Linked DNA regions of Mus musculus: region 2 is linked to region 1. The links are chromatin loops, found by intact Hi-C in ENCODE. Cell type or tissue: gastrocnemius. All regions are shown on one strand.

The links. Peaks named below come from ENCODE experiments on the same cell type or tissue, not always from the same donor. Only the 100,000 strongest peaks of a DNase experiment are listed, where the experiment ranks them.
Region 2: it touches region 1 in a loop (2.0-fold over the local background); 8 of 42 quality-filtered maps call a loop at or near these places.

What each region holds. Positions count from the first base shown.
Region 1 is chr14:105,100,667-105,108,666 of GRCm38, reverse strand. It overlaps a transcript of Rbm26 not described here. Among named protein-coding and RNA genes, the nearest start is that of Rbm26, 73 kb to the left of the region's middle. In gastrocnemius, no CTCF peak of the experiment used is centred here; no DNase peak of the experiment used is centred here.
Region 2 is chr14:105,146,513-105,154,512 of GRCm38, reverse strand. Rbm26 (RNA binding motif protein 26) reads left to right here. Exons shown (of 22, transcript NM_001368684.1): 5 at 881-1,098; 6 at 1,961-2,221; 7 at 2,955-3,194; 8 at 3,624-3,764; 9 at 4,120-4,260. Among named protein-coding and RNA genes, the nearest start is that of Rbm26, 27 kb to the left of the region's middle. In gastrocnemius, no CTCF peak of the experiment used is centred here; a DNase peak (open chromatin) is centred at 3,112.

The sequences.
Region 1 (8,000 bases):
ATACATGCATGGTTAAAGGAAAAGCATGTATATTAGGTAATTAATCATTTAAATAATAATTTGGATAGCCAACAAGGTATTTTTGTTTGGTTGTGCCCCACCACATGCCCACTTTTTGTGTGTGTGTGTTTTTTTTTTCTTACAAATTGGCAGAGAGCCATGAAGTATTCATAAATGTTTAATCAGACTAGTTGATACTTTTTTATTTTCAAAAAAGACTTTACAGTAGTAGTGTTATAGCTGCTTAATTTAGAGCCAAAGGACATTGTCTGAAGAGACCATACCTGCCAGTGACTCTTTTGATTTGTTCATAGATGAATGCTACACACTGTCACCTTAACTAATCTTGCCATTGCTTTTTACTTTGCTCTTGAATTAAAAACAAAGCAAACCAACGTAGAATATGCCCTTGGGAATCAAAGGTCGTGTTGATTTCTCCTTAAGATCATTGCCCTTTTTTTTTTTTAATTGTTGGTAGATTCAGTTGGTCAGTTATATTTAAGTCCCTATAAATCAGCTAATTAGAGATTCTCTTTTAAATTTTTTCTTGAATAGACTTGTCATGGAGCTACGTGTACATAACTGTACAAAATCATTTTTGTGTCATTGAATGGAGCAGTTTACCTCTGCATGATTGCATTATGGAAGCCTTTTATATATCTTTATATTTTTCAATATACTTAGATTTTACAATATTGGTCGCTCTAGTCATGCTATATTTGTTTTTTTTAATAGAATTTATAAATATTTATGCTCAAAATACAGATCAACTAAATATTTTTGGTCTTGTTTACAAGATAATACTTTAAAGTGATACAGGCCCCTCAAGTGTCTTAGGAAACAGTCATTGGTGCTATAAAACCTTTCAGTGTCATTGAGTCTGTTGTTTAGTCTTTGCTAGGCTTTAATCTACTATCGCTTACACTTTAGCTAGCAGCAGAATTATAAAGAGGTATTTGTTAGCGCTGGGGTAAGAGCGCAACCCCATTAGAGAACACCTAATAATTTAAGAAAATGATGCAGAATGACTGTATCCTTATTTGTGCCCAGCTTCTCCCAAAAGAAAATAGTTTATTTTGATAAGAGGGAGGCTATTAATTTGAGTAGCATTTAAAAATGATATGCTCAAGCATGTTTTCCCCTCATATTTGAAATGGAAAACTTTTCTAGTCCTAAAATTATGAAATTTTACTTTGCTTTAAACTCTCATCTGTCCTTCCCTCAACTGAAGGCAGAGTATTTCGTACAGGTATTTACAGAATATTTGCTGAGTTATAAAGAAAAGAGTTATTACATTGTACTCATTGTACTAGTTTTCCATTCCTGTGTATTTGTCGTCCTGCCCCCAGATTTGATTCCAGCACTTAGTGGATGTTGGTGAGACACAGGGAAGCGTCAGCAGAGCATCCTCCTCTATGCTTTCTTTTGATTCTCAGAATCCAAAACCTGCTTTGAGTGTGATGATACTTCAGAACATACTGTCTGGCACAAGATTTCCTTTAATAAGTCATTTATTTTAACTCAGTTTCTATGAACTGTTATTGAATCTGAAAACACCAAAGGAGTCTTTTCTTGTCTGAAGACTGGGTTGTTCCAGTGGTTAGCACCTGTGCCCATGATTATCCCATTTCATGAATGCGTTGTTGGCATGGGGGTTCCCTGCTCTTTGAGAGGAGCAAAAGTAACTGGTTAAGCTGTAGCAGCTTATTTTTAAAAGTGATGATAAAACTTGAACTGAAAAAGGTAAAACTTGAACTAGAAAACTACTCTTGTATGCAAAGAATGTTTATAGTGAATGTGTTTATGTGGGTTGTCAACACTTCTATTATTTATAGTTGAATTATGTTGTTTATTAAATATCCATGTTTATTATTTTTATATTTTGAAATTTAAAAATAAAATAGTCTTAATAAAAACAGTTGTTAATGTTTTAAAATTATGGTATCTCTTATAACAGTTATATTTACATGCTTAAGGTTTAGATTCACCATGCACACACAGTGGAGACTTCTGACACTGTTAGTGAAGAAATAGCCAAATGTTTCCTCTTTCACGCTCTACCCTCTTCCCACTTGAGTTCTTCAAGGTCAACCATGGTTCCAATGTATTATCAGCCCAGTGCCTTTGCCCATGCATGTGCAAACCTTAGTCTCTCCGGCTTCTATACTTCTGATTTTCTCTTTCTTTTTGTCTGGTAGCCAAAAAGTTCTTCCTATGTTGAGTGATAAGGATAAAAATACTATAGTGATGACTAAGAGTAACTGCCATAGAGTCTGAAGGTGAAAGTATATATTAAATGTGTTCAGTAGTTCCTCTGATGGTGATACAGACCCTTTCCCTCCTTGTCTCATGTAGTTTCTTTCCCCCACAGTCAGCATCTTGTTTTCATAGTTAATTTTCTTACAATGATTACATAGTTTTGTGTTTTATTATTATCTACGCATCTGCCACCTAGAAAAAGCTCCATGGTAACCTGTTTACTTGTGACAAATTCTGGGGATTAAAAGTACATCTTTATCTCAAAGGGCATAAACTTTGATGATCTATATAGAGGTTAGTTTTTCTTTTTTTCTTTTTTTGTTAGATATTTTCTTTATTTACATTTCAAATGTTATCCCCTTTCCTGGTTTTCCCTCCAAAAATGCCCTATCCTCTCCCCGTTGCCCCTGCTCACTAACCCACCCACTCCTGCTTCCTGGTCCTGGCATTCCCCTACCCTGGGGCATAGAACCTTCACAGGACCAAGGGCCTCTCCTCCCACTGATGACCGACTAGGCCATCCTCTGCTACATATGCAGCTAGAGCCATGGGTTCCACCATGTGTTTCTTTGGTTGGTAGTTTAGTCCCAGAGAGCTCTGGGGGTACTGGTTAGTTCATGTTGTTCCTCCTCCTATGGGGCTGCTAACTCCTTCAGCTCCTTGGGTCCTTTCTCTAGCTCCTTCATTGGGGACCCTGTGCTCCGTCTAATGGATGACTGTGAGCATCCACTTCTGTATTTGTCAAACACTGGCAAAGTAGAGGTTAGTCTTTAAATAGTAAAAATTCTTAATAAAAATGGTGCTTAGTAAAATTATTAGAATTTGCAGCTACATACATGTAAACACCCACATGTACGTATACACAAATATATATCCAGTCTTGTTAGTATTTTTAAATTATGTAACTTCCCATTTTACCCAAAAGTATTTCTTTACAAGAATGGACTTTTAGCCAATTTCTCTTTAGTCTTTTTCAAAATTACATGTAATTGTATATTGTAGAGAAGTTAGTTTAAAATTTGAATTATGTAATTTGTACTTTTTTTTGGCTTGTTTAGCAATTTAATCCCTCAACTATGAATTAGAATGAAGTAATTTTTATTTGGGTTTCATAGTGCAAGCAGAACACCCTTCTGATTATTTCTCTGTGATATATTCTCAGCTGCTTAAATATACCAGTTTCTGAACCTAGAGATATATTTTACATTTGATCTTTTATGAAGTATGGGCATGTAGGTTTTTTGTTGTTTTTTTTATTATAATTAATCATTTTATTTGTTTTCATTTCAGATGTTATTCCCCTTCCCGGTCTCCCCTCCGCAAACCCCTCACCCCCTCCGCTTTAGGGGTCAAGACATAGTTTCTTTGCATTTCATTGGGACTCATTAAATTCACTTGTTGACTTTACAATAGTAAGCACATTTTTTTTTTCTGTACCTTAGATCTTATTCAGTGAAACTATATTTTACACGACATATAGTTGCCAAGATTTTTCATTTTCTTGGAGTTGGCAATTCCTAATAATTTTATGATCTTAAACAGTTACTGAAAGATATGGTAAATACTCATTTTTATTCAAATAAGTGATAAAATCCAGCTTGGAATTTCTATTTCTAAACCATATTGTTTTCAGGAGTACACATCTGCCAAATAAAAATTTGTTACTAAATTTAAAAATTTTTAAATCTTACAATCTACTTTAATTTAGAAAAAAGTTGTGTTTTTACTGACGTCTGTGCCGATACACACACAGCATGAAGCGGTGAGAGAGGAAACTAGTAGATGCGCTGCGTAGCAGTCTGGTTTGATCTTCTGTTATCAAAAGAAAAGGCTGTTTTGTATTGGTGTTTCTAGAGATGAAACGCAGGGCCTTGGACATGCTAGGCCACTGCCCCACTACTGAGCTATATTTCCAACACCAGAGGAAGCAGTTTAAAATAACTTTATAATGTAATTTATTTGGAAGAAATTTTCTTGAAAAATCCTATTTTCCTTGGTAACTACATGATGGTAATGTTTTTATTTAACCAGAAATGGGAAAACTAGCATGTAGTATTGTATGACTGTGGTTTGGGTAACTGAGGGTTTGTGTTGTTTTACATTCTCTTTCTGATCCATGGTATGTTTTAAATGTGCGTTATTGGGGTGTAATTGCGATTGCTAGCAGTTTTGAGTAGGATGGCAGCATAGTTGTATATATCCAAGGCTGATACAGAATTTGGTAGGACTTGTTATGTTATCTATCAATGGGAGACAAGTTGCTGGACATCAAGCTCAGGGGTTATGCCTGCTATGAAAGGCTACCAGCAATTGAGCCGCATCCCAGTCTGTCTGTGTGTCTTGTCTTGTCTTTTTCTTCCTTCCTTCCTTCCTTCCTTCCTTCCTTCCTTCCTTCCTTCCTTCCTTCCTTCCTTCCTTCCTTCCTCTCTCTCTCTCTCTCTCTCTCTCTCTCTCTCTCTCTCTCTCTTTTTTTTTTCTTTTGGTTTTTTGAGACAGGGTTTTTCTGTGTAGCCCTGGCTGTCCTGGAACTCACTTTGTAGAACAGGCTGACCTCGAACTCAGAAATCTGCCTGCCTCTGCCTCCTTAGTGCTGGGATTAAAGGGCGCCACCACCGCCCGGCTATCCCTGTCTTTCTTGATTGCGAGATTTAGAACATGGGCTTAATGAAGAAGTTGCTTAGTGAGATAAGGTACAAGTTATATTTTTAAAATTAAATTTATAAAACTACATAATACTTTTGAAATCATTTAATGTTCAAATATTTTTATTCCTTATATCTCATTTAAAGAAGTATCACACAGAAAAGCTTAAAATTATACATGAGATTGCTATAATAGAGTGTATGAGCTGTAGCAATTTCAATAAAACAGATGCTTGAAAAATTATGTAATGACTGACCTTACTAATTGTCATAAACTTCACATGTCACTTGTAATAGGGCAAAAACTGCCTCTATTAAGTGTTTTATAGAAACCTGCTTTATTGCATTTTAGTTACAGGAATAATTCTTTTGTTGGGATACAACCTCCACTTTGTCCTCTGGAAGAGTAGAGACCTTGTTAGATGTTCAGGATAAGAAGAAAGATACGAGATATATAAACTGTATTGTGAAAGCTCTGTTTTAGATTGAAAGCTGCCTGGAAATAGGTACTACAGTTTTGTTTTTTCAACTTATAAGCTTATTAAAAATTCACGAAAAGGAGTGTACAAGACACACATCTATCTAGGATCCTTTTTTTTCTTCCTGGGACACATTCAAGAGAGAGCAGTGGGTTCTGAAGTGCCATTTGGTTTTGCATTGCCTTTATTTTTGGTCTAGCCGCACTGTTGCCCAGACTTGTCTTGAACTCATGGACTGAAGCCATCACTCTGCCTCAGCCTCTTAGGTGCATACATGGTCACCTGGCGCTTCTTACCGTCTCTGCTACAAGAGTACTTGCACATATAATTTATATTGTTACAGTAAGGCATTAATGCAGTCAGACCTGTTGCTAAGGGTCAGGGTTCCAGAATCTTACTTGTGCTAAATTAATGTGTGTTGGTTGGTTAGCTGGCTGGCTGGCTGTTGTTGAATTTGTATCAACCTTAGTGCTGAAATTACAAATGTGTCATCACATCGACTTAACCTAATATAATTGTTTTTGCCCAGTTAGACTATTCATTTTCCAAAGTCCACTTAAGGACTTTGTTGTGTATGGTTCTAGGTAGCTTGCCACAGTATCCCTCCCTCCAGATTCTAGTCATGAGGGAGCTTCCTGCTGGTTGTTGCTGCACTGCATATCAGTTTCTTTTGACAGAAGAGGTCTACAGCTTTTTACAATACTTTGATAATTTGAACTATATTTGCATCCCTACATTTTACAGGTGTGTTTGCTACAGACCCTTTGTCAGTTTCAGCATCAATTGTTTTTCTAAAAAGTGTAGTCTTAGTTTAATGAACTTGAATTTGTAAGATTTATATAATGTATATATATCCTTTGAATCTTTGATTTACTGTCTTCTATTGATTATATCTATTCTTATTAGTCCCTCTGGACCCTTTTCTTATCATGGCCACCTCCCAACTTTATCTCCTCCTCAAAGTAGTTTTTATAAGAATTTGTGTATGAAAAAGAGGCAGAGAAGATATAAATATGCCATGTGTACCCACAGAGGCATTGGATCTTCCTACTTACGGGCATTGTGAGCCACCTGATGAGGCTACTGGGAATAGAACTTGTGTTCTCTGGAAGAGTGGCAAATGCCATGGAATCTTCTCCAGCCCCCTTTCCTTTTTTTTTTTTTTTCTTTTCTCCTCTTGCCTATGGCTTTGTTTTTGTTGTGGGGGAGTGGGGATCTTTATCTTTACTTTTGTAAAGTGTTTATAAAAACCCATCAGCATTTTTCCTACTCTTGCTTCCCTCTTTAAAACTTAATAAATTTTTTGAGAATTTCATGCCATATTTACATAATTTTCATCTCTGCCCTCTGCAATTCTAAGTCTCTCCCTCAATTTCACGATGTTCTTTTTAATTATTGTTATGTACACACATACTTACATACAGAGAGAGGTAGAGAGCCCTTGGGATTGGATAACTTATCAGAGGACTCATCCCTGATGAGCATGTTGTGTTTATGGATTGACGATTCAAAGTACAGCTAGATGACCTAGGCTCATGTACAAGATTCAGGCCATTCCTGGCATAATCCCCACAGAATTATTCTTTGTAGGGAAAAGATAATCCTTGTGTGAAAAGACAAGGGAACTGGAATCAGAACAATTTTTGGGAAACAATTGGAATTAAATAGAACACTCAATTTGAAAACTTGGATTTACCAACATTATGGTCTTGGGAATGATCATGACGGAGGGGTGGACACATGTTGATTGGAAAGATTACAGAACCTGCACACATGTCCAGTTGACTTGTGAGGGACAAAAGCAGTTGGAGAAAATGATCTTGTCCTACAAAAATGGTACTGGGAAAATTGGAAAGTAAGAACAGAAGTGTGTTAAACACCCTACACCCTGTTCAACTAAAATAGGTGTTGAGCTTAGACATGAACGAAGTATGAACCAATAGAACAATTAAAAGAACAATAACAGCTTGGGGTTTAGAGATAAACAAATTCTTAGATTTGATTCTTAAAAAGCTCCATAAATTGATCTGTTTTACAAACATTTGCAGAACATGTTAAATGTTTGAAAAATATCCTGAATTGAATGTATTTACAAATAATGTATTTGTCAAAGCACTATTAGAATGTGCACCCACACCCCCTAAGGTAAAAAGACTAGCCTTTAATTAAAGAATATATATAAAGAAGGTATGTTCAGCACCAGTTAGCATTCATGGGATAGCAACTCAAGTTTACTACATAGCAGAATTACTGTAAGGAAAGTGAAACACTCTAGAATTGCCACAAAGCAGAGACTGCTTGTGGACATGTAACTCACAATACTGGAAAATCTGAGAACGATCTTAAATAAAATGTGTATCTTATCAATGAGAAGTGTTCTGGACATTTAGTACTAATGCCTGTATACAGATGTTCACCAGAGCTTTATTCAGGAGTTAAAGCTTGGGAGTAAGGTGTGCTTTCAGTGAGTATTTATAAACTCTTCACTCCATGAGATAATACTCCACAATAAAAATACAGGCACAACCTAAACAAATCTACAGATGCAACGCTTAGTGAGGAAAGACAATTTTGAAAGATTGTGTATAATTCTTTAAATGTGCAAGAGGTGAACAGGTTG
Region 2 (8,000 bases), 46 kb before region 1:
CTCTTAGTGAAAATTTTTATTTTGGGCTTTTCTTTTTTATAACTTTTATGAAGTTACATTTTTATATCATAGAGAATGTCGTTTATATACAAAGATATAAAGTGTTACCAATTCAAATAATGACTCTAGAAGGAATGTTTGGGGAGGAGGGGAGAGATGAATGTCCATATTGAAATCAGAAAAGGGTAATATAATTCCAGTAAGTTAGAGCACAGTAAATATATGTACATGTTTATAAGTAAACCCAGTATATGATAACAAGTAACAAGAATATGGTAATAATAATAAAAATAGGGCTGGGTATGGTGGCAACCGTTTTTAAATCCCAGCACTCAGGAGGCAGAGGCAGTGGGTCTCTGGGTTAAAGGCCAACCTTGGCTACAAAGCAAGTTACAGATCAGTCTAGGCTATATAGTAAGATCTGTCTCAAATAATAACAAAATAATAAAAATATGTTAACAACAAGGCAAATGTTAGGCCTTTGTTTTTTGAGTTTTTGTTTTTGTTGTTGTTGGGGGCTTGCAGTTTCCCTTTAATGTGAGTGAAGTATTTTTCTTCCCATTATGCTTTCAGAGTGTTCAGAGTATGATACAGGTGATATATGCAAATGTGGTTGAGTGTATAGACTATTTGTAATATAAGATGTGTGTAAATGTATGTGTAGGTATATATAGTTGTATAGATATTGTACATGAGACTTAAGAATTAAGAGATAAGTTCGATTTTCTTTTTAAAAGCTTTTAGAATAAGTATAAGTAAACATAGAGGTTTCGGGTTTTGGAGTTGCCTTTGTTCTAATTATGATAGTAACATGACTTACATACTTGGAGCTTTTACATTTACTTCAGCATTATTCACATAAATGTTATATATTTTTTAGAAGCCGTGATGAGAGGAAAAAAGATGATCGTTCTCGAAAAAGAGATTATGATCGAAACCCTCCTCGAAGAGATTCATATAGAGACCGGTATAACAGAAGGCGAGGGAGAAGTCGCAGTTACAGCAGGAGTCGAAGTCGAAGCTGGAGTAAAGAGAGGCTTCGTGACAGGGATAGAGATAGGAGCAGAACGAGGAGCAGAAGCAGGACGCGGAGCAGGGGTTGGTGGTCTACTCACTTGTGATGTGGTTGCAGGTCTTTACTGGGAAACCTTCTGTGCTGCTTGATGTATTATTGTCTTTTATAGTTCTTATTATTTTTGAGAATGTCTTTTTTTCTTTCTTTTGGAGACAGGTTCTCAGTGGTTGTCCTAGAACTGGCTCTATGCACCAGGGTATCCTCGACCATCCAGAAATTTGCACATTTTAGCCTGAGTACTGGGATTAAAGACATGGTCCTCTTGCATTCTGTGAATGCTTTGTTTTAAAGATTTTATTATTTATTTTCAAGACATGGTCTCACTATATATAGCTCTGTTTGTCCTGGAATTCACTACATAAGCCAAGTTATATGTGCACGAATCTAGCTCACCATCCACTGTAGCAGAGTCAACATAACATAGGCCACACTATTGAAGTAAACTAACACTTGCTGCTTCTGTAGCAATCAGCAGTGGTGGGTCTCCTCCCAACTCCTTCTCTCTCTATGCTGCAATATCGGTAACTGACTTGATTTGTAGGCCAGAAGTCTTATGAATGCAATGGACTTATCCTGTCCAGAGGACAGTTTTCATCAGGCATCCCTTATTTTTGGCTCTTAATAGTCTTGAATTTTGACTCCTACAACCTTTCTGCCTCCAATGTTCTTGAATCTTTTGGAGCATGGCTGTGATGTAATTGTCCCAAGAAAGACCGACCACTTCACAGTCACTTACTTTCTGCACTTTGATCAGTGAGCTATGAAGTAACTTTTAAAAGGAGAATATTTGTGCAACGTTTGTACTGTTGTTTTTTTTTGTTTTGTTTTGATTTTGTTTTTTTCTTTTAAGAAACATTTTTACAAGTTATTTCTATTTTATTGCAGAAAGGGACCTGGTGAAACCTAAATATGACCTGGATAGAACAGATCCGTTAGAAAATAATTATACACCAGTTTCTTCAGTATCTAATATTTCATCTGGCCACTATCCTGTACCTACTTTGAGCAGCACCATTACCGTCATTGCTCCTACTCATCACGGTAATAACACTACCGAAAGTTGGTCTGAATTTCATGAAGACCAGGTGGATCACAACTCTTATGTAAGGCCACCAATGCCAAAGAAACGGTGTAGAGATTATGATGGTAAGTCACATACCTGTTTTTATGATGTATGTTTCTTCTAATTTTGCCTAATTTATTTTGTATGTATGTATTTTATACATATGTTTTGTACTAGTTCCATCCTAAAGTATTTGTTTAGATTGTGTAATTATTCATAAGGAGTTTAACCTATGATATTGGAAAGGAGAGATTACTTTGAATTCCACTGCTATTAACAGTTTAGATTGTGTTTATAATATTGTTGGACTAAAAGAGTCAATACCATCTAAGTTACTTTTCAAAGACTCTGCTTACTTAAATATTCTTGATTAAATCGTTCTTTAGAAATCAGTGATTATTGAAATATATTTAGGACCCATGTTAAGAATTTTTCAAAGAGAATCAAAGATCTTTAAGGATTTACTATAAGAGATATGTTTAATACTGAAATCATAGTTGCAGTATGGTTTTTAGTATTAAATGAGATAGTTTAGTAATTGGTGTATTATATAATGAGGCATATTTGCCAAAAGTTTTATGAATTTTGTTATTTTACTTACTGAGTATACATATTTCAGTTTTCTTTTTGTGTATGTTAAGAATATTAGTTGATAATAGCTTATATTATTGAGAATGAAGAGAGTTCTTATAAAATGTAAATTATAATTTTACCCAATACTAAATATAATCTTATTTTTGATATCATTTGTTAGCTCAGAGATAGTTTATATTTCCAGAGTCTTTTGCATTTATTTCTAATGATATTTACTTACAGAAAAGGGGTTCTGTATGAGAGGAGACATGTGTCCTTTTGATCATGGAAGCGACCCAGTAGTTGTAGAAGATGTGAATCTGCCAGGCATGCTGCCTTTCCCAGCTCAGCCACCTGTTGTTGAAGGACCACCTCCTCCCGGGCTGCCTCCACCTCCTCCGATCCTTACACCGCCACCTGTGAATCTTAGACCCCCTGTGCCACCTCCCGGTCCATTACCACCCAGTCTGCCACCTGTCACAGGTCAGAAGATAGATTTGTTTCCCACTATTCATTATTTGTTCACCTAAAGTCTTTTTGTTCATGCTCATCTTTTTATGCAGTTTGTAAAGAAGGCCGGTACATGCCTGGTAGAAACCAAGTGTACCCCCTTTTGCAATATCATGTATGACTTCAGCCTTTGGTAAACTAGTTACTGTGCTTTGTAAGAGCCTGTGAATTATATACATCCTGATAATAGCCCCTGCCTTTAGTCCTTCCTAGTTCATATCAAACCTGTTTTGTAATACATTTAAAAGAAGATTTACTATAAAAAAGCTAGCTTACTTGTTAAGAGGTTGTTCTTTGTAGAAAACATTTTAGCTTGATAAAAGAATATCAGGTTTGAATGTATAATAATTTATTTTGTTTGTTTGCTTTCAGATGATATTTCTTATTCTTTGGTTTTGACAGGACCTCCTCCTCCACTTCCTCCTTTGCAGCCGTCTGGCATGGATGCGCCACCTAACTCTGCGACCAGCTCTGTCCCTACTGTAGTAACAACTGGCATTCATCACCAGCCTCCTCCTGCTCCACCCTCTCTCTTTACTGCAGGTGCAGTTTTGGCCTCCTCTGAATTTCATAATGCAGTTTTAGAGCAAAGCTTTAAAAAATACCTAGTGAGTTAAAAATCAGGAAAACAATTCTCACTAAAATGACACAGTGAAAGCTGGAATGGAGGAATTAATACTAAATCACCCAAGGACGAGGATGTTTTGGAAGACATCGATTGGCTTTGTTTTTTGTTTATTTGCTTTGCTTTGTTTTTTATAGAACTATATGCTTAAAACACATTAGTTGTATGTTGTTTATTAATAATTATATTGCTTGCTTTTTCTATTATCAATGTTTAAAAGTCACCAAGTGGTTTTTTATAATTGTTGTTTAATTACAGTTTTTGTGTTACCAGATACATACGATACAGATGGCTACAATCCTGAAGCCCCAAGCATAACAAACACTTCCAGACCTATGTATAGACACAGAGTCCATGCACAAAGGCCCAACTTGATAGGACTAACATCAGGTGACATGGATTTACCACCCAGAGGTATTAACAATCTTTTCTTATTTTCACAAAAGCAGGATGGGGTGTAGTTTAGAAGTAGAATGTTTGCTTATCATGTACAAAGCCTTGGGTTGATCTCTATTGAAATAAACACACACAAAAAAACAAACAAACAAAAAAACAGAGAAAGGAGGAAAGCATTAAGAATGGATGATGATCTTGCTCACTTGATTATTTAGTTTGTCATGAGTATCATATTTATGAAATTCTCTGATAATTATATATTTCCTAGATAACTTATTTGTTTCTTATGTTTTATTTGTGATCTTACTAGTTCACCTAAAATTGGAAATTAACCTGTGGGTCATGACCCCTTTGGCAAATTCCCATCTCTAAAAATATTTACATTACAATTCATAACAGTAAAAAACCCTTCCAGTGGTAACAAGAAAATAATTTTAAATGGTTAGGTTCATCACAACATAGGGAAGTATATTAAAGGGACACTGCATTAGGAAGATTGAGAACCACTGATGAGAGTAATGGTGAGAAGATTCTTAAAGCTTGGATAGAGAACTTGTCTAAACCTCAAGCTGTGTGTGCGACTTTGTGTACTCTTGAGATCTTAAAATTTGACACATACATTTTTTAAGTAAAATGAAATAGGGGCTTGTAATTGACTCATCTTTTAAATTCTAGGGGAGACAGACTTTTTAAATAGTTTTAAAATGTTAAAAACTAAAGTTTAGATTTGAGCCAGGGCAGCAGAAGTTTTTTACTAGTATCAAACTTTGGCTAGAGTTCCCATCAGTTTGAAACAGTGTAGCAGTTACAGGTACAGATTTTGATGAAAGGAGATGGAGGATTGTTAGACAAAATATTATGGAGGCAGAACTAGGTCTTTTATTCTTAATCATGCTATTTGAAACTATCTTGCACCGCAGTTTTCCCTCTGCTGTCTTTAGAGAGACTAGAAACATCGAGACTCTGGAGTTACGTATCAGTGTCCAACTTAAGTGGCAGTGCCCATTGTGGATTGCTAAATCTAGGACTACTTAGAATTTGAAGTTTTGTTATGTTATCTGTTGGAGTCTGTCCGATTCTGAATGTCTTCCTATATATGTGAAAAGCATGTTGTAGCAGGGTATGAGGAACATTTTAATTCAAATTTATACCCTCTTTGAGGTGTCACAGGATCTCTTCAAATGTATTCTTTTCTGTAGACTTTTACATTCTCCCTAAGGTAATTTAATAATTATCATCCATAGTAGCAGGAAAGGAAGCTTTCTTTTGTACTTTCTTCTATACGTGAGACACATTGCCTGTAATGGAAAAGTAGCCCCTTAAGATTATAGCTGTTTGTAATGTTTATTTATTTTCTGAATTTCTCTCCCATACTGGTTAGTTTACAAACATCTTTCTTTGGGTCACTTTCGCACTTATAAAAAAATTTTTTTTTTTAGTTATGCATTTGTGTGTGAGTGAGTGTGTGAGTGTGAGTGTGTTTGTGAGTAGAGGTGCCCGAGCAGTCAGCCACAGGCGTTTATATTAGTTCCTTTGGTGCTAGAGTTAATGGAGGTTGTGAGCTGCCTGATGTAGGCACTGGGTGCTGAACTCTGGTAGCAAGAATAGTATCCCTTTTAACAGCTGAGATACCCCAATTTTTTTTTTTTTTAAAGTCTTATTCCCTACTTTTACTGGTAACTCCTACAGTAGCATCTGAAGAACACTATTCCTGGAGGGCTTCCCACACCAAGTCAGCTTAGTAGTGTCTACAGTAGATTGGGGCTATCAGCGCCTAAGAGTCAGAAATCAGCAGTGTGTTTCCTTACTCTGTTGCCAGGGGCACATTTGTAGGCTTTGCTTCAACGGAGATCCCATATTTGTGCAAAGTGTTTATCAAAATCTCACTCTTGCTTTGCTTTTTTGGATTGGCAAAAATGAATTCTGCTACTCTGTAATAATATTTCTAAACCCAGTCCAGTGTCAGACTAATTTCTAGTTATGATTGAGAGAAGGAAGAGAGATCACATCTTTGTATGTAAATTTTATCACATAGCCATTTGCATTATGATAATTTCAGCTCTTTGTGAATGTTGCAAGAAGTGCTTCCTATAGAGAGATAAATGTACACTTATTTAGAAATATGAGTGCCTTTTAATACCATTTAGATAGACTGTATATTTTTGTGTGATGCTTTAGACATTCATTTCACCTAATAACCTTGTTTTTTGTTAGTTGATTAGGCACCCACTTCAGTGGTGAGTACCAGGTCTCCTTCCAGTCTTCTCTTTCATCCCCACATGTTCTTATCAGTCTCCTTGTTAGGCTTCAAATTTCTCGCTCTAGATTATGACAGATGCATAAAAAGCTACAGTGTAATTATGTAACTATACATTTCTGGTAGTCTGACCATGGGGCTTTTATCAAGTTTATCATGGGGCTTCATATGTTAAATTTTAGTATGGGGCAGTCATAAAATGAAAGCATTTTAGACCCTTTCCATTTAGACTATGGAGTGCTAATAAATGACCCTTTTGCCCTCATAATACTTGTTTTTTTTAACTTGATTTTTTTCGTGTGAATTTCACACCATGCACCCCAACCCCACTCATTTCCCCATCTCTTCATATTTACCCTTGCCCTTGCAACCTCCCCCCAAAATAAAATAAAAAATAAAAAGCAACAACAAAAAAAGCCCATTTCTTCATGGAAGCAGTAGTAAGTCACATTGTATTCCACAGCACACTCTTTTGTCCACACATCTTCACTTCTGAATGTGCATTGCAATGAGTCATTGGTCTGATTTGAGAGCCTTGGCTCCTGTTATACTATAATACTGGAGCCTCACGAGGATTCCTCTCAGATATCCTGTTGCTACTCTATGACGTGGAGATCCTGCTGGTTTGGTTATGTAGGACTGGCCTCTTTATGCATTCCAGTAGTTCATAAGTGAGGTCGATGTTGCGGTGGGCCAACTCAGAGCCCTGGGTCTGGACCTGGGTGACCTGAACTGGTCATCCTGCCAGCTCTCCCACATCCACATCACCAGGATGAGTTCTCCAGCACTGCTCTGCTAGTTCACCCAATGTGTTCCCAGTCTCATGCTGCAGTGGCAAGGTAGACGAGAAGATGAAGGGCATCTGTCCTTTGCCCATGACACTGCCCAGCAGATGAATGGCATGGCCAACTCTCCCAGTTTAGCAGTGCTCCTGCCATCAGTGTCAGCTCCACTCTGCTGCCTGGGTGAGGTGCAGGGCCTGCTTTCCTCTCTTCCGGGAGCTGTAACATGTAAAGGCTGGGGCCCTTTCTGTACAGCCTTTGGACATCAACATAAACCCAAGCCATCAACACGGACCAAGACGTGGCCCTCAGTGGCAGCATGGGTCAAGACTTCACCATGGACTCACATCAGGTGCTCCAGGCTTGCGTCTTCCGTTCTGCCTGCCTCTCTTCCTCAAACCATTCTGCTTCTCTTTCTCTCCCATCTCCCCACCCCATAGTTGTACATCGTAGTGGCTCCTGCTGCAGGCCGTTTATGCAGTGGACAGGCATCCAGGTCTGCTGCCTGCTCAGCATGGTGGCTGGTGGTCCAGTCTGAGCCATACTCCCAGCTCCATTGTGCCACAGCTCCCATAATTCATTTTATATTTCTAAGGAAGAATACTGGATAGATGTTCCCACAGGAGGATATAGGCAAGAAGAGTTTAAGCTTAAGGAAACTAAATATTCAGTGCTGTCAATTTTATTCAGAAAAACAGTATAGAAAGGGCAATATTGGT